Regions from separate parts of the Mus musculus genome. Here region 1 is linked to region 2. The links are chromatin loops, found by intact Hi-C in ENCODE. Cell type or tissue: left cerebral cortex. All regions are shown on one strand. Links, peaks and the distances in the headings refer to the core of each region. The heading gives the core; the rest is flanking DNA.

Evidence for each region. A loop is a pair of places that touch in the nucleus more often than their neighbours do. Peaks named below come from ENCODE experiments on the same cell type or tissue, not always from the same donor. Only the 100,000 strongest peaks of a DNase experiment are listed, where the experiment ranks them.
Region 1: it touches region 2 in a loop (5-fold over the local background); 2 of 42 quality-filtered maps call a loop at or near these places.

The regions. Positions count from the first base shown.
Region 1 is chr10:82,172,368-82,183,266 of GRCm38, reverse strand. Gm40720 (a long non-coding RNA gene) reads right to left here and starts at 5,131. Exons shown (of 7, transcript XR_003948925.1): 1 at 4,813-5,131. In left cerebral cortex, for the core only: no CTCF peak of the experiment used is centred there; DNase peaks (open chromatin) are centred at 4,633 and 4,908; H3K4me3 peaks cover 1,401 bases; H3K27ac peaks cover 1,034 bases.
Region 2 is chr10:82,235,799-82,246,697 of GRCm38, reverse strand. It overlaps Zfp938 (zinc finger protein 938), which reads left to right and starts at 5,423. Exons shown (of 4, transcript NM_001105557.2): 1 at 5,423-5,527. The coding sequence starts at 5,525. In left cerebral cortex, for the core only: no CTCF peak of the experiment used is centred there; DNase peaks (open chromatin) are centred at 1,508, 5,363 and 5,694; H3K4me3 peaks cover 1,633 bases; H3K27ac peaks cover 994 bases.

The DNA of each region.
Region 1 (10,899 bases), core at 1,837-9,836, 64 kb after region 2:
CAAAGGATGAGCAAGCCAGGCAAAGCAGTCAGTAACCAGAACCCTTCTAGCCTCTGCGTAAGTTTAGGTTCCTGTCCAGTTCAAGTTCCCATCTTCATATCTTCCAAAGATGAACACTGATATGAAGTGTAAACTAACAACCCCCCCCCCAAAAAAAAAAAAAGATAAACAAAAAAGTCAACAACACTAAAAAAAAAAAAAAAAAAAACTTGCTTTTTGGTCATAGTGTTATAGTGTTTAGGAACCATAATGAAGACACAATGATTCGGGAGACTCAGGATTAATGCCTTAAATGTATGTTATCCTGCTGTAAAAAGTGATACCCTCTGTCAAAGATCAAAAGCCAAGGTGTGGGTAAATGTAAGAACAGAATCAAATATTTCACATGGACAAAAACCTAAATATCCAACTGCAAAAAATATAAACATAAAAATATCAGGCTTAGTAAAATGCCTTGGCATGGAAAAGCAACTCGTTCTATTTTACCACACATTATGTAGAGATGGTGTCTGTGATGGTGGTGATGGTGTGTCTGCATGAGAAGAACCAAGGCGGTTCAGTTTCAACCACACAAAGAAAAGGAAGTGTGGGGAGGGTATAAACACTCACTGCCCTTCTCCAGAGACTAACTTCCTCCAGAAAGCCTCCTCCTAAAGGTTCCATAAGCATCTCGGTGAAAAGCAGCACAAACCGGAGACAAATGTTCAAATACATCATCCTACACTGGAGATTTGTCATTCAACCTACCACAATTTCCACATAGGTCATAATAGGATCACAGTCAATCCATGATGCAAAATACAGTTAGTCTAACTTCAAAATCCTTAGATTATATAACAGTTCCAACACTGTTTGGATGTTCAAAGTTTCTTCTGACACTCAAAGCACTTTCTTGATTGTGACATCTTATAAATTCAAAACACTAATTTATATCTACCCAACACATAATGGAACAGAATACACATTTTTATTCTAAAGAAATAAAGACAGATTAGACCAAGGCAAGCCTGAAACCCTGCTAGGAAAATACCAATCCTGAAGTTCTGTGTTAGATACCTGGGGCTTCAGTTTCAAAGGTTTTAGATGACTCTTTCTCACTGCGACTCTCTGGCTACTTTTCTCTTTCTGCACGAAGCTGTCAAATGACAAGTGTCTCAAAGCTTGGGTATCTCAACACCTTGTGGTCTCAAGATGCAAAAAAGGCTTCATCTAATGAACTCATTCATCTAATGAATCAAGGTTTCATCTAATGAACTCTCACAGCCTCCTCACTGGGGATCGAACTCTGCCAAACGGATGGCTGCAACAGTGCTGAACTAAAAGTACAGAGGAAAAAGCCATAACCTTTAAACCTTCCATCTTTCTTCCCTCAAGAAATGGTGACTTATAGATGCCACCACCACTTAGGATTCTAGCCGTGGATGGACCTGGCTCTACGGGAACAGAGCGGCCACATATTCTGTATGAAGCTGCTCTCTGGGACTATGAATCACCTGTCCTTCTCCTTCCATAGTTAAATGTTTAGCTGGGTATTACAGTGACCTTACAATACCTACTCTGTATTTTCAAAGAAGACCAGGTGCCTTCTCTCTCTCTCTCTCTCTCTCTCTCTCTCTCTCTCTCTCTCTCTCTTTGGTTTGGTTTTTTTAGGTTTTTTTGTTTGTTTGGTTGGTTTTTTGGTTTTGGTTTTGGTTTTGGTTTTGGTTTTGGTTTTGGTTTTGGTTTTGGTTTTTTAAGACAGGGTTTCTCTGTATAGCCCTGGCTGTCCTGGAACTCACTTTATAGACCAGGCTGGCCTCGAACTCAGAAATCCACCTGCCTCTCTGCCTCCCAAGTGCTGGGATTAAAGGCATGCGCCACCACACCTGGCTGAGCCTTCTCTTTAATGGCCCTAATCTCCCTTTCAGCACATGACTACCATCTGAAACTACCTAGTGTTCTGCCCCTATTGTTACTCGTTTTGTCTATGGACCTGCATGAGTCATCAATAATAACCATGCTACAGATTGAATGTTTAGTCAGGAAAACAACCCATTACTCTTTCATTCAGCCTTACTCAATTTCATGTGACATGGGCAGAATACAGACAGATAATATGCCAAAATGTTACACAAACAACTCAACTCAGTGACTATTCTATTGCTGTAAAGAAACATTATAACCAAGGCAACTCTATAGTGGAAGGCTTTTAATTTGGGGATTGATTACAGTGACAGGTTAGTTCATTATCACCATGAAAGGAAGCATCACTGTGGACAGATATGGGGCTGAGTATTACATCCTAACATAGGCAAAGCAAGCAGAAACATTTACCTTGGAGAGGTCTTTTGAAACCTCAAAGCCCACCTACAATGACAAACCTTAACAAACAAGACACATCTACTGCCACATGGGCATACCTCATAATTTTACACCTTTAGTTCTAATAATTGAGGACCAGACATTAAAATATAGGAACCTAAGGCTATTGAATAAATATAAACAATGACAAAAAAATATAACCTAAGTAGAAAGAACTCCAAAGAAAAAGAAAGGTGAAAAATTGAGAGAAGCAGGAAAAGAGATGAGGGGGAAAGAAACAGAACCAAAGAGACAGAGAGAAAGACCAAAAGAAGAAAACATTACACAAAATAGAAAGGAGCCTCCTTTCTTTGGCAGGTTATAGGTTTCCTCAATATAAACTTCCCTACTATGTCCAGTGAAGGATTAAATAAGTGAGGCCTCCAAACTTAGGTTTAAGTACCTATTTTTTTTTTCTATCTGCATGGCATAATCCTTTGTTTTCATCATGATAATGGACTAAACGTCTAAAACTGTAAGCAAGCTCCAATTAAATGTTTTCCTTTATAACAGTAGGTTTTCTTTACAGCAACAGAACACTACCACAGACACCAATACATGGCATTTCAAGAGATAAAAATAACTAAAAGGACACTTAGCTATATTGATGTTGGAGTAAAGTAGGCTATTTCATGGTAGAGGAATGCCATTAATAACTGACTCTATCAACCTGTCTTGTGTATGTTACCCACTGGGTGCTGGAGGCTGACAAAGTTGTTACAGCCAAATTGCCTGCTTCTCAATCTTCTCATCAGGTCTGCGATTACCCAAATATGATAGAATTACCCAATTGGAAATTTCACTGGCTCAAGCTAACCTCCAGAAATTATATATATAACAAATTAGTTTGCCTTCATTCATATGGTATTAATTAACTCATGCTGAGAAGGCACTCATCCTGCCCCATTAAATCTGTCTTTATATCAGAGACCTCTGCAGCTCACTGCCTAACCTGTTTCCCCCTGTAGTGTATACAGTAAATTATTCTCTGTATTCTGGTCTCAAGGGAAAGTCATGCTCCAAAGACAAACCCCTTTCCTGTTACTGAATGATCAGCCCACTCCATGACTCAAATGGGTAGTTTTAGAACTGTGTGGTACTTAAAACCTGTAATCCAAATAATGCGGAGTGGATTCAGGAGGACAGCAATAGCAATGCCCTGTGGGGCTACACATGAGGTCAAGTCAACCTTAGAAAACAATGTTAGACTTTAATAAAGAAAAATCTCTTCAGTAAAAACGAGCCTCCAGCTCTGGCTAACACTAAGGGGAGCCGGAAAAAAAAAAACAGATATGCTAACGTACATACACAATAAGTGTATGCATTCTGCATATGCTGTCAAACTGAAGAAATGCTGTTTACTGCCCTCCGGCTATCATGGCTCCCTATCGAATACAACTCAGGACAACCTGCACAGAAGACCTGGGTTTAGTTCCCAGCACTAACACGATGACACAAAGTTATTGAGATCCTGTGGCAGAGCATCTAATGGCTTCTTCTATCTTCTGTGGAAACCAAATAATCAAATGATGAACACACATACATGGGAGCAAATCACCCATGCACATGAAACAAATTTAGTAAATTAGAAATAGACCCCTTATCTCTTATTATGTCAGCATGGATACAGAAATGACCAGAAATACATAGAAATATGACAAACATCTGTAGCCAGAATTGTAACTTTGTAATTAAAAGAATCAAGGAATTCAAAGGGAGAGAAATTGCAAGATTGTAGACAAGAAGTCTCAGTATTATTGCAGGACACAATCTGAGCTATAGATTCAACAAACGTCCACTAAAGAGTCTAACAATTTCTGCAATGAACTACAGAAAGCAGATGATAAAAGGTCATCATGAATGAAAACGTGAGCACACAAGACTGAATAAGCAGCACGGTGACACCGTCTGACTTCTAAATTACCCTACAGCCGCGATAAAGACTGTGCTGTTTGAGAAAGAAAGAGACCAACAAAACACGAGAGAGCACTCAGAAACAGCAACATAGCTAATGTAGGTAACCCAGTAAGTCTGGTCTTACACATGGGATTGGACCACGGTGGCATCTGCATGCAAATGTGTTAATAGCACAGACTTTACACCTGCGCGGAGTTAACTGTAGAAGGATCCTGCGCATGAATGTCATATGCCAGGTACAGAACTTCTAGAAGACACTAGGGAAACTAGGGCTTCAGCGAGTCAGCAAACCTGCCTTCCCCGACAATGAAAGCAGCGCATGCGCGCGCACTGCTAGATGACGTCAGCATTAAGGACAGACCCACACACAGCCCTCCAATCCCCTGTTCTGCACAGGCGCAGCACAGGGATGGAAATTATTCAGCAGCTGCCAGGAGCGTGAGTTCCAGGGACTGCAGAGACCTCCTGGCGTGCCACGTTTCTTCGCCGTCCCCGCAGCCCAGGGCGAACAGGCTCCCGCGGCTCCGCCCGCGTGGGGACGGCGGTCCCGCTCACCATGGTGCGGATTCCGAGCTCGCCCAGCTCTGCTCACAGGTCCGGTCGGCAAGTCACAGCACGGAACAGAGACCGCGGGGAGCCTCCCTCAGACACTCAGTCGAGCCTGCACTATAGCGGACCGGAAGTGTCCGCTCCTATTCTGACTACCAGTCCGCTTCGAGGCCCTGATTGGCTAGTGACAGGAGCAGCTCCCTTAGCGAAAGAGTGAATTGCAGAGATTTAGCACAGTGGTTCCTAGTCCTAGCTTCCACTCCAGGCACAGAACTGTCCCAGACTTGCAGAGATTGGCATTGCAATAGAGCTTCCACCTAACTGCAAAGTCGTCCTGAACACAGTAGACACTTCTTCCCCCTGGAGTGTTAGATCATCAAAGCTGGTCTGTCTGCCAGCTTCTCCCTGCATCCCTCAGTCCTTACCTATTACAATGTTGGCTGGCATGCTCGCTCCTACCCTGAACTTGTCCAGCCCAGGATCTGGGCTGCCCTTCATGAATTTCAAGCTGAGAGTGATGGGGCAGTTCTGGAATCCCATCACTTAAAAGGTTGAGGCAGGAGCATCACATGTTTACGGTCTTGTATAGCTACGGATTAAGTTGACATAAAAACTTCAGGAACTTAAGCAGAATCTGCCATAAAATAACTTTTTATTTAAGGTTCAGTGGACAGATGCTGCCCAAGCAAGGAAGGGGGTCTAAAATGAGCACCCAGTATTCTCTACCACCAAAATGAAAAGAGATCAACTAAAACCAATATACTGAAATAGATGGATCAGAAGGGCGTGGTGTGAGAGGAACCAACTAGAGGGCTGAAAGAGTAAAGGCACTTGCAACCAAGCCTGAGGCCCTGAGGTCTATACTCGGGACAGAAGACTTGTCCTCGAACCTTCATGGCATGTGTCTTTACACATCTCAATAGCCTAAATTCTGAACTTTTATAAAGAAAAATGAAAACAAAAAACAGAAAGGCACCAAAACTAAAAAGGAAAATACAATACCTAGCTATGTCCAACCATTGTCCAAAATAAAACTCCTTCACCACACTGCCAGAATGACAATAGGATGCAAAGTATTTACAGTTAACTTCCTACAAGTTATGAAGTTATCTCTGTACAACTTCCTAAAACATGAACAAACGAAGAGTTTTACGTGAAAATTATCTCCTGGGCATTTCTGTTGCATTAAACAACCAACTCTACTATGAGTTGATAAAGAAAAGAAAATCAAAGGACAGAAAATGAAAATAATTATAAATGAAATTCATAATAAAAGGCATAAGAATCATGAGTATAGGGTCTATCAGTCAAATTAAACACATGGGATGTACTAAGGTCTGTCTCTGTACTACGGACTTTGCCTCGGACTTATGTACGCTACTGTGATCTCCACACAGGTGCCAGGTAGATGACAACCGCACATGACCAACATCCTACTGTGATGTATAGATGTGACTGGTGCGAGAGAGCTTAGCTGCATCCCTTCCATCTGTCAGATCCCACTCACCAGTCCTGAGACTCACCACCAAACATTATCGTCATGCAGTGCTGACTTACAGCCTCCATATTCCAGACTTGTAAAACCCAGGCCAGGCCACCACCGTCTGTAGACCATGCAAGTGAGCTACACAGGGAGATTCTTGCCTGTCAGTCAAAGGGACACCTCTCGCCTTTCTTGCTCTAATGTTGTACTCCTAGATCTGTGTTCCCAGTACCTGAATCACTGACTACAGAAAGCTGGAGATGACTCCAAGATGGAGGCCTTCTTAGCTCTGCAATCTTAGGAGAATGTATCTGATCTCAGGAATTTACTCTGTAGGGCCAGATTAAGTGTCTAGTCTGGCAAAGCCAATCCTGCCCCTTGCCCAAGCCCTTTGTAGTACATGACAGGCTACAGAGTAAGGTTAAGGGGTCCCACTATCCTAGCCAAAATGCAAAGTATGGTGGCTTGAAGCTCTGCTGGCAGCAGCCATCTGCTGAGCCAGACCTCTGGGAGCTCAGGTCTCATTTCTGGGGCAATGGTCTGGTTTTCCTGTGAACCTGAAAAGGGAAAAAGTAAATCTACCAGTTTCTGGGCTAGCCATGCCTCAGGCCAGCCGTGGGAAACGTGCCATGATTTCCATTTTTGTAGAAGAAAGTTTGATTTAAAAAATATGCGTCAATGGGCTGGTGAGATGGCTCAGTGGGTAAGAGCACCCGACTGCTCTTCCGAAGGTCCAGAGTTCAAATCCCAGCAACCACATGGTGGCTCACAACCATCCGTAAGAAAATCTGACTCCCTCTTCTGGTGTGTCTGAAGACAGCTACAGTGTACTTACATATAATAATAAATAAATCTTAAAAAAAAAAAATATGCGTCAAAACCCTGTGGTCTCTTAAACTATTATTCTGTTTACCATAGAGCCTCTTAATATTCTGAAGACTCAATTATACACATTTTACTGCCTACTTGACACATGAGTTTACAGATTCGTTTTGCTTTTAATTTTGAATCATTGGTGAAAATTAAAAATAAGTACTTTTTAAATCATGCGCCTACTATTTTTCTTACTCGGGGCCTTGCTCTGTAGCCCAGGCTGGATGTAAACACACTATGCTGACTAGGCTAGCCTTGGAAATCATAAAGATCAGTTTGCCTCTGGTGCAGAGTGCTAAGATTGAAGGCATGTAACACCATGCCTGACTTGTACTAATTCTGCTTATTTAGCCACCAAATAAAAAGCAGCCAGGCGTGGCACACAATTGTACTCTGTATTAAGGATCACTGTGAGGTTTAGGCAGGCCTGGGTTTTAAGCCAGACCCTATCTCAAAAAAAAAAAAAAAAAAAAGCAAACGGTGACACCATGAACAGTCTCTGCCAATGCAGTGCATTGGTCCACTGGTGCCAGTCTTTGTCCTAGAGTCCCCATAGGAATATGGCATTGCAGTTTTGCCATCAAGTCAACTTACCATATTTTGACATCCCTGCCTAGAGTCTGTGATGGTGCTGAAGCAGCAGACAGGAGCAGTATCGGTGGCATGAAGAATCCCTGCGCTATTTCACTGCTCTACTCCACTGCTTCAGTGAGGAATCCTGTGTCCTGCTTGCAGGCCTTCCGTGAAGGGTTCGTGAAACCCACACTAATACTAGACTGGCATGTTCTGGCTGGCATGTTCAATCTGGCATACTATATAATTTCTGGGACTCAGGTGATCTAGATGTCCAGATGTCTTAGTTAGGGTTTTACTGCTGTGAACAGACACCATGACCAATCCAAGTCTTATAAAGGACAACATTTAATTGGGGCTGGCTTACAGGTTCAGAGGTTCAGTCTATTATCATCAAGGCACGAGCATGGCAGTGTCCAGCCAGGCATGGTGCAGGCAGAGCTGACAGTTCTACATCTTCATCTGAAGGCTGCTAGCAAAATACTGACTTCCAGGCAACTAGAGTGGGGGTCTTATAGCCCACAACCACAGTGACACACTTATTCCAACAAGACCACAACTTCTAATAGTGCCACTCCCTGGGCTGAGCATATACAAACCATCACATCAGCGCTACTCATTTCTACCTGAACTTGAAAAATAGCATGTGGAGCCACATACTAATGGTGATTATAGAAATGGCTGGACAGTTGTTGATAGCCCCTGCAGAGGCTGAGATACAGTGGGACTTTTGTTACAACTTTTAAGCAATCAATAAAAAGACTGGAAAGCAAAAGGTGATGGGTGGCTGAAGATACCTTTTCATTCCAAGATGACCCTGCAGGGGTCAAGTACGTTCATTCATATTCCAACACATCGAGCATGTCAGTCTCACAGCATAAGGTTATGTTTATTTATACTATCTTACTTGTGAACATGAAGATAGCCAGTAAGATCATGGCCAAGAATTCTATAGAGACCCATGCTCCTTGAGAGTGCATTGAGTGGGATGCTATTGGATGGCATGTTTAAGCTGCCCAAAAAGAAAAGTTGGGTAAAACGATCTTGCATTAGTTTTGGCTTTCTGACATTGTGGCAGAATTTTAGAAACCCCATTGCACCTGGCATTTACCCTGGAGTGATGATGGCCTCTAAGCCTTGAAATAATCTCTTATAAGTAATCAGTGATTTTCATCTCAAATTTATGGGGATGTCAGACCCTTAGTGTAGCTGGCCTCTTTGTTCCCAGAATAATGATTCTGAGAATTAATTACTTATAGAGAAATGCCTCGGCCATAAGCTTTAGCTCATCCCCCAACTAGCTCATAACTTATATGACCTACTCTATCTCTTCCACATGGCTGGCTAATTACCTCTCCTAACTATCTTCCAACATCCCCACATCTCTCTCTCTCCTCTCTCTCTCTCTCTCTTTCTCTCTCTCTCCATATCTAACCTTCTAATCCTGCCTCAGCTTACTGGACATCAGCATTTTATTGACAGGTGGTATTTCCACATATTTCACAAGAGATTTTCTCTACATCTTCCCTTTTTAGTCCAATAAAAGGCTCTTTGTCTAACATCAATAAACTAAATATAATAAGAACAATTATGAAAACTATCAGGTAAAAATTATGTTTATATCCTAGTCCACATGCATTTGGCAACCTTGGAAAAAGTTCTCTACTATCTATCCTATCTTGGTGAGTTACAGTTCTGTACCTAAATCATGTGCTATCATAACTTTTTCTTACCAACTTAAAATATCTTATTACACCTTAAAACATTTTCTTAAATCCTAAACGTCTTAAGCTTAATTGTGAGATTATAACTATGTAGTCTTCTACCCCATCAGAGACCTGGGAAGGATAAACACTAACTGAGTAAACAGGAAGTGCTGAGCAAGCAGCTTCCAAAACTACAGAGATGACAGAGGCTCCTGGCTACATGGACAGTCACCCAAGATACTTCTGGAATGTTGGAACATCATCTTCATTCTTCTGGCCTAAAATATCTGATAGACTTTTCTATGAAGCAGGAATTATTATGGACTGCTTACCTTGTTCTGGCAAAGCTGGCAGTCAACTTCCCTCATTCTCATCTGTCCAGCCTGGACAGCATGCTGTCATTAGTTGAAGCAAGGGCAATTTCTTGCTCAATAGCTAGCTTGCCCCCTTTTAAAGAAAACTCTATTTGGTGGATCTTTGATGCTTATCATCTTTGAAGTAGAATGGGGTGCTGCCAGGAGCTGACCTGTCTCATTGTCAGAAATGCCTTTTATTAATAGAACATCTTTAAATGCTGTATTCTGTGGATCTCTGAAGTTTTTGAAGACTGTCTATCTCTAGTATATTTGAATGGCAAACATTGCTTGTTTCTAGCTATGTACTATCTGTTCAACCTAGAAAACATTTCTGTAATTAATTAAGCTAGCCTCAAACATGATCAGTAAGTTTGATTGACTGACTTTTTTTTTTTGGTTTTTCAAGACAAGGTCTCTCTGTATAGCCTTGACTGTCCTGGAACTCACTTTGTAGACCAGGCTAGCCTCAAATTCAGAAATCCACCTGCCTCCCAAGTGCTGGGATTAAAGACATGTGCCACCATGCCTGGCTCTAACTTACATTTCTTAACTATGCTAAACAATTTGTAAAGCAATTTTCAAAAGGACTAGAACTTAACGTTGCATTTTTAATAATTACTAAGGTACAATATCTTAAACAAGAGTTGAAACATGTATGTTGTAATAAAATATAACCTTACCCTATCAATATACAAAGAATATTGTAAATTACTTGGCTTATTAATGTTCTTTGGTCTAAAAGTAGATACAATAATCTACCCTTTAACTTAATTATTCCTATAGCCCCCCTTTTTCCTTATCCCTTTTTCCACTTTTGCCTAACTCTAAATAGGAGAGAAAGAATGATAAAGGAAAGAAAAAGAAATAGAAAAAGAAATCCTTGAAACCAACCTCCCGTACTTTGTTTCTTCTCTTACCAAGACCATTAACAATTTGTAACCAACCCCATTCAAATGATGACAAATATCCATCACCCTACAAACAAAAACCATCTACCCGGCCATCTTTCCCATCACACAGACCCAGTGTGTCTATGTGATGGGAAACTGCAGTGCTTACATGAAGTCCTAATTGAAACAGTCTATAAACCTGTACCAACTGG
Region 2 (10,899 bases), core at 1,102-9,101:
ATCACTACTGTCACAGATCATGTAACTGTGGGCAGTGTATTTGGCTTTATTCAAGTTCCATTATTGAAGCACAGGGAGGACATTAAGATTACTGGCTCAGGACAGATCTTATGAAGGAAGAAGGCCTTAAGAGATAGGTACAAGAAGAGCTTCTTCTTATCTTCCAACGAGAACAAGTGGCAACTGTTAGAAGCATTAAATTCTTCAGAAATCCTGAAATGTTCAAGGATCTATAGATTTGAGAAATATACATTGTGTGCCAGAGATTTTCCTGTGTTGATTGACTGTTTTCAAGATTCTGGAGTACAATAATTTTAAGTCAAATGTTTCTCAATGCTTACATCTAGCACCAGTAGTTGGGGAAACTGAGGCAGGGAGGTTTCTCTAACTCCCCTGCTATTACACACACAACTCCAGCACTATCACAGGCACCAGGGTACATGAGTGTGTCAGGGACAGATTTGCAAAAGTTTATTTCTCCTTCACTTTTATGGGCACACCAGAAATCAAACTCAGGTCCTCTGGCTTATACATGTATGGAAAGCATTTTTACCTGCTAATTCTAAGCACTGACTATTATCTTTTTTAAACATACCTTACCTTTCACAGATATAGTTTGAAATACCTTTGTAACCCATACTGACAGGAACTGCTTGAACCACTTAGTCCAGACTGACCTTGAATTTAGTCTTCGTGTCTCAGCCTCCAAGCACTGGGATTACAGACAAATTCTGAGACAGAATTCTACAAATCCATACATTTCTCTCTTGCATTCACCACTTTGTCTTTTTTTTTAATTTTATGTTGTTGGGTTTTGTTTTGTTTTGTTTTGTTTTGTTTTGTTTTGTTTTGTTTTGTTTTGTTTTTAACAGAGTTACTTTACATAGCTTTGAATGTCCTGGAAATTACTCTGTAGACCAGACTGGCCTCAAACTCACAGTGATCCTCCTCCATTCACCTCGCAAGTTCTCCACCAAGCTTCTCTTTCTTTTAAACACTTTTCAGCTATGTATCCTAAACTTAGCCTAGTTTTCAAAATATTTTCTCCTCAGCCTGTAGAGTGCTAGGATTATACGAATGACTCTCCATGGCTGGCCTGACATTGGATTTAGCAGTAGAAAGGTTTTGGTTGCCAGAGTTCAACAATTGTAGCTGAATATATGTGTTGTGATGCTATGATGGGTGACCAGAATGATTATGGGAAAAAAATTAGTCTTCTCCCTCTCTTTCCTCTGCCTCTATCTCTTTCTGGAATGTATGTTGATACTTGTGTCTAATGTCTTCCAGGTTGACCTATAAATTGTTATATATTCCAGGATGAGATTATTTTACAACCCCCCCCATCTTCCATCTGTCAATTACTGATATTATAGCCATGCATCATCACACCTGTTATATGTAGTTCTAGGAACTGATCCCAGTGTTTCCAGCATGCTAGACAAGCACTCTACCAAATGAGCTACATTCTCAACCCCTGAAACACAGTTTGTCTGCATATGCTTAAAACAGTAAATATGATTTCTCTCATACCATCTGTTCTCTTGGCACAAGCTGGTTGTCTATAATTTAATGAATCTCTGGAAATACTAACTGGAACAAGTTATATTCCACAAAGGTAAGAGTTCAGACCCAGAAGAGCCCTCATCTGGGATGTCCATTGTATATCCAGACCTCCTTAGCTGACCAACTACCTATAAGTCAACTGTGGCTTTTGGTGACCCTTTAGGGCAGGTCACAGAATTTATGTTAGCAGCAATGCAGACTTCATTAGCTAGGAAATAATTTTCCTTACACTTTCAGGACTTGGTGGCTTCATTTTTTTCATACACAGATCTTTTGTTCTCTTAACATAAAAGTCTACATTTTGTGAAAAAGGGATTAAAGCTGAGTTTGAAGCTCATTAGGTCCAGAGCTTCCTTAGAATTGTATCAAGCTCTTAAAGTAGCATACACTGAGTAAACAGCTGTAATCCTAGCACTAGAGAAGCTAAGCCAAGGGGACAGCAAATTATCTGCTAGCATGCAGTACAGCAAGAGAACTTGTCCTCATGAGAAACAAAATGCAACACAACACAACACACTACCAACCACCTAACCAAAACCATTTATTTGTTTGTGGACATCTTTGACTACATAGAGAGTTTGAAGTCAGCTTGAAATTCATGCATGACACCTTATTTCATAATAAATAAATAAATCAGTATGTTGAAATACTAGCTTGTACCAATGACACTGAAATGCTAGGCTCAATGTCCTTCTGAGTTCTCAAATATTATTATTCAGCTTCAAAACTAATATTGAAATGCTTTGTCATATAATATTTTGTAATATTTCATTGATTTGAATTACCAAAATTCCAAGTATATCTAAACAGTATTTCACTAGATAAAGAGATGCAGTTATACTACCTATAGCAATGTAAACAGATACAAGTAGATAGTAGTTTTTAGTAGGAGTGTTCTAATCTTCAATATCACATAAGGAACAGATCAACTGAGTTTATTTGGATGGTATCCATATTTCAGAATTGGGTGCCTTGAACTGAGATAAATGGTCACCAAACTGAATTGTAAGACAAGGATTGAGGAGAATTAGAACACATCTTTGATTTCAGCACTGAGGAAGAAAACTGAGGCGGGATCCTTGCCAACTTTGAAGGGATGGGTAGCTTTCCTTACATGAATGTAGATATATTTTAATGTTTAAATTATATTTATTTGTTTGCTAGCTTGTATGGGGAGGGTCATGTCCATGTCATGCTCCCCACGTGGGACCAGATAACAACTTGTAGGAGTTGGCTATCTCTTTCCATGATGTGTATATTAGGGTTCAAACAAAGTCAGAATCCCCAGCCATCAGGAATGTGAGGATTAAGATTCAGTCTGAGGACACCAAGCTCATCATCCTTTAACTACACATTTTCAGTTTTCTGATTCTATTGGGTTCCGCAGGCCCTTAGCGCCCTAATTATCCTAGTCATTCACCCCTATACATCCATGCTAAGTTCACTTCTGGTAGATTTTTCCCATGTCAATAACTAAGATCTGTCTTAATCATTTTACCTAGAATCTGACCTCACTTTTGATACTCTCCAATCAATTCTATAGGGCTATAGTTTTCCAAACACAAATCTAACCCTAGCATCATACAGACTTTAAGTTTAAATAGCTTCTCATGATAGGGTGCTTGCCTGCATGCCTTCCATCTGTCAAGATAGTGAGTACAGACATCTTGACACCACCATCACAGTTCAGGTTTCACTTATGGCCACTTTTGGTTAAGGACACCAGAGTGTCCAGTTCATGATGTAAATTATCTACTTTTCTTAGAATCTCAATTTTTATTTATATTTATAGGTATTTTTACTACATGTATGTGGTGGACCACATGCATGCAACGCCCTGAAGAAGCTACAAGAGAGTCTCTGGTCCTCTGAGATGGCAATTACAGATTGCATTGAGCTACAATGTGGTTTCAAGCCATTGATATTTGATCCCCTGAAAGAACAGCCAGTGTTCTAAACCCAATGATCTTATCTCTCCTGCCCTTTATTTAGTTATCTAATATTGTATTTTTATTCCCAGGAGCCACTTTGTAGTCAAAGTTAGGAGAAAAGGTTTCATTGTAGGCTGGTTTGAAGTCTTACTTCTACCTGGACTGGACAGCAGTCAAAAGCACTAGTTGTTTTTTTCCCAAAGGATTAAGATTCAATTCCCAGAACATACATGGTGGCTATCAAATGCTTATACTTCCAGGGAATCCAACAAGCCTCTTCTAATCTCGAAGGACACTTCACAGATGTTGAGGACAGGTATAAACGTAGGAAAGCAGCCATATATGTACAATGATGTCTTAAAAAACACTTCCTTCTACCGCTTTCTGTTCCGAGATGTCAAAGGAACAGATCTAGATGCACAGCAGTGATGGAGAGAGGAGCAATGTAAACTTCACCTGCTAGGCAAGATATGTCCCTGAGTGGCTTACCTGAATAACCCTCAGGAAGTGGTGGCCTGCACTGAATTTTAAAAGTCCAGAATACGGAGGTTGTAAGACAGCATGATAATGATGCTTGGTGGTGAAATCCACCACCAAGAGTAAGGTCTGTCAGATGGAAGGCATGCAGGCAAGGGCCTTGTGGCCTGTACCATGCACACACACACACACACACACACACACACACACACACACCAGAGTAGGGGGTTTTTCATGTGTGGTTGTCATTTACCCAGAACCTGTGTGGTCATCCCAGTAGCATAAGCAAGTGTCATAGGTACAGAACAGCAATGTTGTGGACACATACATGACATCTAGCACCTTAGTCCCAATGGGAGTCACTGCCCAGATGTGTGATGACCAGCCTTCTAGGTCCCAGATCCTTATAGGTAAGAAGAGCACACAGTAAATAATTCCAGTCTCCAGTCTGGATTCTGTGTAAGCACAGCCTGAGCAGGCCTGAGGCAAAGTCTGTACAGAAAGACAGACCTTGACACATCCTGCAAAGGGTGTTACTGGACAGGTCCTCTTTTCATGATTCTTACTCCTTTCATCACAAATGTCTTTGCTTTCTGTCTTCCTTGATTTTCTTTTCTTTGCCAACTCAGAGTAGAGTTAGTTGCTTAATGTAAAAGAAATGCCTTGGAGATAATGTACAAATAATCTGCCTGAGCAGTACATCTTAACAAACTCGGTTAACATGAGCCATTGTGTTATGCAAGACATGCTAATCTCAAACTGTCTATATCTATCATCTGACCCTGGTCACCTCCTGTTTGGGAAGCCTAATTGTTTGCATTTGGTGCCATAAATCAAGTTTCTTGCATTTTATTTGTTTGCTTGTTTTGGTTTTTCCTGACTGTTCTGAAACTCACTCTGTAGACCAGACGTAAATGTTTTTATATCCAGCTTTCACCTCCCAAATGCTGACATGATAGGCCAGTGTCACCACAAAAGGCTGGGAAAGTTAATCTTTTGGCTACTAATGTGCAGTGGAGAGAAATGTGAGCAACATTACTGTAATTGCTAATGCCTGAATGGTGCGTATCAATTAGGTAGTTTAAGTTCGACTTGGACGGGCTGGGCGCCCATATAGCTGTGAAGCAGTGGGTTCACCCCCTGTACATTGTTTAATGGTCATTGCAAGCTAGAGACCCTCTCCTGTGCCTACTCGAAGGAAGAGTGTCTACTGAGTGTAGGAAAAATGTGGGGACAACTTTGCAGTTCAGGCTCAAGTTCTACTGCAGTGCCAAACTCCTCAGGTCTGGGGCAGTTCTGTGCCTGAGGTGGAAGCCAGGGCTGGAAACATCAGTGCAATCTGTCACTGTGGGAGCTGTTCCTGTCACTCAAGCCTCACTAGCCAATCAGGGACTCCAGATGGACCGAGCAGTTAGAATGGGGAGAGCACTTCCGGTCCGCCATACTGCAGTCTTGGCTGAGGCTCTGTGGAAGTCGGCTGTGATTCCGTGTGCTTTGATGTGATCTGTTGCCGGGAGCTGGGAGGAGAGTTGTGCGAGTTTGCAGCCTGCGCCATGGTGAGCTGGATCGCTGTCCAAATGCGGGGCGGATCCGCGGGGCCCCTGTGGTGTTTGTCCAGGGGCTGCGGGGAATCAGCGTCAGGTGTTTCTCTGTTTGTTCACTTGAGTTCCCTGCACCTCCCTGAATGACCTCCTTGAGTTCCACCCCCTGCTCCGACTATGGGGAGCTCGGAGCCCTTGTGGGAAAACATCCCTGATGCTGACGTCACCATGCAGTGAGCGCCTCACTTGCTTTTACCGTCTCCAGGAAAGGCAGATTTTCTGACAGGCAGAGCTCTAGTTTCTCTGTGCCCTCTAAAGTTCTGCACCAGGCACGTGACATTCGGGTGTAGCATCCATCGCAGTTAACTGTGCGCAGTGTAAGGTCTGTGTCATTAACACATTCGCATGTGGATGCCACGGTGGTCCAGTCACGTGTGTTAGTAAGGCCAGACTCACTGTGTTCCCCTGCCTAAGTTGTCAAAATTGACACAATTTTAATGGTGTGGGTTTTTTCCTTCTCATATTTTGTCGATCTTTCTATTCTTCCCCAGGAAGTTGTTTTTTATTAGATTGTTTGCTTGGTTTGGTTGGTTGCTTGTGTATGGGGGTTTTGTTTGTGTTTTGTTTTGTTTTGTTTTGAAGCAGGATTTCTCTGTGTAGACTAGGCTGGCCTGGAACTCACAGAAGTACAAATGTGCCTCTCCTTCCCAAGGGCTGGGATTAAAGGTGTGGGCCACCACTGCTTAGCTACAATATAGCCCTTATTGCAGTTGTATTTGACAATTGAAGTCAGAGAATGTCACTGTGTGTACTGTATATATTCAATCTTTTGTTAACCAATTTTCATTCATGAGTACTGAATACTGTTTCTCATCTGCTTTCTGTTGTTGATAGCTTAAATTGTTAGACTTTTCATTGGGTCTATGGATCCATAGCTTAAAATCCATATGATAGTGATATAAGAGCCAAGATGGCAGGAAACCACATAATTACTTTCTAGTCAAGGTTTAGCTCAGCTCCCTGCTAAGGCAAGTCCATCCCAGTATACCCCTGAGCCTTTTTCATGAGGAGCTTTTAAGCACAAAAAACCATGTTGACAACATGAGTAAGGTAGTACATGTAGAGACTATCCCATAACTTTGGACTTTGATGGACTAGGCCTTTGTGTTTTTTTGTTGGCAGATGGTACTGTCTCTGTGTTGAAGTTACAGCTTGAATGGTACTGTCATCATAGAGTCAGGGCCCTTGTTACATTCCCCACTGGTCTTAGTGAATGTGTCAAATCATGATTTCATCCTATTTTAGTTTAAGATGTAGGACCCCACTGTTAATCCAATCAGAATGAAAATTAAAGGCTCAGTCAGTGCCAAAAGCAGAGTAGTTAGCCAGAGGACCAAGAAAATGGAGACAAGTATCAATTTTATCCCTAACCATGGCAGTAATTCTTAAATTAGTTCTGGTTAAATAGCATAGAAACAATAGGGGTTTTTCCCCAAAGCCAGACATAATTTCTTTTCTGTCAGAAGAAGTAAGTTGAAGCCTTTTCAATTTTGTAGGATCATTTCTGTAAGGGACTCTAACTGTTGTTTTAATAGAAACATTTTAATAGCATTAGCTCTTGATCAACCTGTGTACTTAGTTTGTAAAGGATCAAAAGAGATATATTTAGTCAAGCCATTAGTATATGCCCACAAAGTAGTTTAGAAGGCTCAGCAATACTGTTGGATATCCAGATGAATTAACTTACAAAGCAGAACACTAATAATATGGGTTGTTACTGTGAGTTTTGTTAGTCAGTGGGCTGAAAGCCTAGTATGCTCCTATACATATGTAGTACAGAGAGGCCATGTGTCTAAGGAAAAGCAGCAATCTTGGCTGAATTCTGCCTGGGAATGTTTAACTCCATCCCCAGAGTCCCTCCCTGTGGAATAGAGCCTGATTCTCTGGGTTTTTCCTGTTTGCCCAAGGCCAGAATCCTTTTAAGGGAATTTTTCTGGAATCCACAGTCTTAGAAACACTATTTCTGTAATGGAAACTTTCTTCTTTCTGGCAACCAGGGGCCTCAGCTGCAGGGCATGTGTAGAACTGTAAAGTCTGTATTTCTATCTGTATAGGTAAACCCCATCTTTCCTTTCTGTAATACAACCTGACATTTAAACTGGACATCAGTGAGCAAAGGTCAACATGAATATGGGTTCCTGGTTTGTAGTTACATTAGCTAATATCTCCCCTGTATATGTTTTTCTTAGTTTCCAGACCCAGGCCTGAGTCCAGTGGGGGTTGTACCATGACCCTTTATTCATACCATATAAGACTCAGGTGGAGGTAGAGAGGAAAGGAGTGGAAGGACCTGGAAAACCAATGAAACATTAATTTGAATTGGTCCATAGTCCAGATATAGATATTTGGCAGTATTTATGGCATTTACTTTTTGATCTGGCTATAGTGGATCGATCCATGGTGTAATGCCAGCCACCTTCACTTCCACAGAGTGAACACCTTTTAGGGTTCTTCCAGGCTGAACTGTCCCTTCAGATACTCACAAACAGTATTATTAGACTAGAACAAGGGCATACTGGTGGTGGACTTGAAGGTTGGCTGGTTCTCTCAAGACTGCACTTAGTCACTTGAAAAAGGAATGGTTGGAGAATTCTGCCAAATGTAGTCTCTAAGCCTGTCAAAGAGCACAGTGCAGTATACCTTCCCCCATATGGGGTGAAGCTGGCCAAAGAAAAGCAAAGGAGGGAGCCATAGACATTTTTTTGGTTGATTCTAATGAGAATTTATTTAAAAGGTTTTTTGTTTGTTGTTGTTGTTGTTTTTATTTTTTTAATGTCCTGTTTATTCTTTTCACTTGGCCAGAAACTCAGGTCTGTATGCATAATGAAGTTTGCTATATATGTCTAAAGCTTTAGATATTTTTTAAAATTTGAAATATTATTTGTTTACATTTCAAATGTTATCCCCTTTCAGTTTCCCCTCCGCAAACCCCCATCCCACCCTGCCTTACCCTGCTTCTATGAGGGTGCTCACCCACCCACCGACTCCTGCCTCACCACGCTAGCATTCCTCTACACTGGGGCATCAAGCCTTCACAGGACCAAAAGCCTCCCCTCCTATTGATGCCAGATAAATCAGTCTTTCCCCTAACTCCTCCATTGGGGTCCCTGTGCTCAGCCTGGCATCCGCATCTGTATTGGTCAGGACCTGGCAGAGCCTCTCAGGTGACAGCTATATCAGGCTCCTGTCAGCAAACACTTCTTGACATCAGCAATAGTGTCTGGGTTTGACATCTGCATGTGGGATCAATCCCCAGGTGGGGCAGTCTCTGGATGGCCTTTCCTTCAGTCTTTGTTCCACTCTTTGTCCTTGTACTTTCTTTAGACAGGAGCAATTCTGGGCTAAAATTTTGGAGATAGATGGGTGGCCCCATCCCTCAACCGGAAGGGGGGAAGGGAGGAAGGGGTGCATGTCTAACCTCTGGATATGGTCTTGACAGGTTCTCCCTCCCTTTTGTGGGGTGTTTCAGCAAATGTCATCCCTGTGGGGTCCTTGGAGGCTCTTGCTTTCCTGGCATCTGGGACTTTGTGGTTGCTACCCCCCAGTTCCCCATCCCCCATGTCTACACATCTCTGTTCAATTTTCTGACCCTCTGTACATCTCCTCCATTTCCTCCCATACCTGATTCTGCCCCTCTTTTTCCCTTAACCCTCCTCTCTTCCTCCCAAGTCCCTCCCACCTTCTATTTCCCTTGATTATTCACTCTTTGGTCTTCCTTCCTCTTGAGTTTCATGTGCTCCATGTTGTATTGTGGGTATTCCACGCTTTTTGCCTAATATCCACTTATCAGTGAGTATATTCCATGTATGTTCTTTTGTGATTGAGTTACCTCACTCAGGATGATATTTTCTAGATCCATCCATTTGCCTGCAAATTTCCTGGAGTCACTGTTTTTTTTAATTGAATATTTTCTTTATTTACATTTCAAATATTTTCCTCTTTCTAGGTCTCTGCTTTGGAAACTCCCATCCCATCCCATTCCCCTTCCCCCTGCTTCTATAAGGGTACTCTCCTACCCACCCACTCCTGCCTTCCTGCCCCTGCATTCCCCTACACTGGGGCATCGAACACCCTCAGGGCCAAGGGCTACTCTTCCCACCAATGTCCAACAACGCCATCCTCTGCCACATATGCAGCCAGAGCTGTGGGTCCCTCCATGTGTATTCTTTGGTTGGTGGTCCAGTCCCTGGGAGCTCCAGGGGATCTGGCCTGTTGACACTGTTGCTCCCCCGATGGGGCTGCAACCCCCTCAGCTCCTTCAGTCCCTTCTCCAACTCCTCCATCAGGGACCCCATGCTCCGTCCAATGGTTGATGTGAGCATCCACCTCTATTTGTCAGGTTCTGTCAGAGCCTCTAAGGAGACAACAGCTATATCAGGCACCCATCAGCAAGCACTTCCTGCCATCCACAATAGCGTCCCGGTTTGGCGGCTGTATATAGGATGGATCCCCAGGTGGGGCAGGCTCTGGATGACCTTTCCTTCAGTCTCTGCTCCATACTGTCTCCATATTTCCTCCTGTGAGTATTTTGTTCCCCCTTCTAAGAAGCACTGAAGCATCCACACTTTGATCTTCCTTCTTGGGCTTCAATATGGTCTGAATTGTATCTTGGGTATTCTGAACTTTTGGACTAATATCCACTTATCAGTAAGGTCTCCGCTTTGTGTGTTTATACTGTGTGTGTTCTTTTGTTACTGAGTTACCTCACTCAGGATGAAATTTTCAAGTTCCATTCATTTGCCTGTGAATTTCATGAAATCATTGTTTTTAATAGCTGAGTAGTACTCCATTGTGTAAATGTACCACATTTTCTGTATCTATTCCTCTGTTGAGAAACATCTGGATTCTTTCCAGCTTCTGGCTATTATAAATATGGCTGCTATGAACATAGTGGAGCCTGTGTCCTTATTACATGTTGGAGCATCTTCTGGGTATAAACCAGGAGTGGTGTAGATGGGTCCTCAGGTAGTACTATGTCTAATTTTCTGAGGAACTACAAAACTGATTTCCAGAGTGGTTGAACAAGCTTGCAATCCCAACAGCAATGGAGAAGTGTTCCTCTTTCTCAACATCTTCACCAGCATCTGCTGTCACCTGAGTTTTTGATCCTAGTCATTCTGACTGGTATGAGGTGGAATCTCAGGGTCATTTTGATTTGCATTTCCCTGATGACTAAGGATAATGCATATTTATTTAGGTGCTTCTCTGCCATTTGAGTTTCCTCAGTTGAAAATTCTCTGCTTAGCTCTGTTCCCCAGTTTTTGATAGGATTATTTAGTTCTCTAGAGTCTAAGTTCTTGAGTTCTTTGTATATATTGGATATTAGC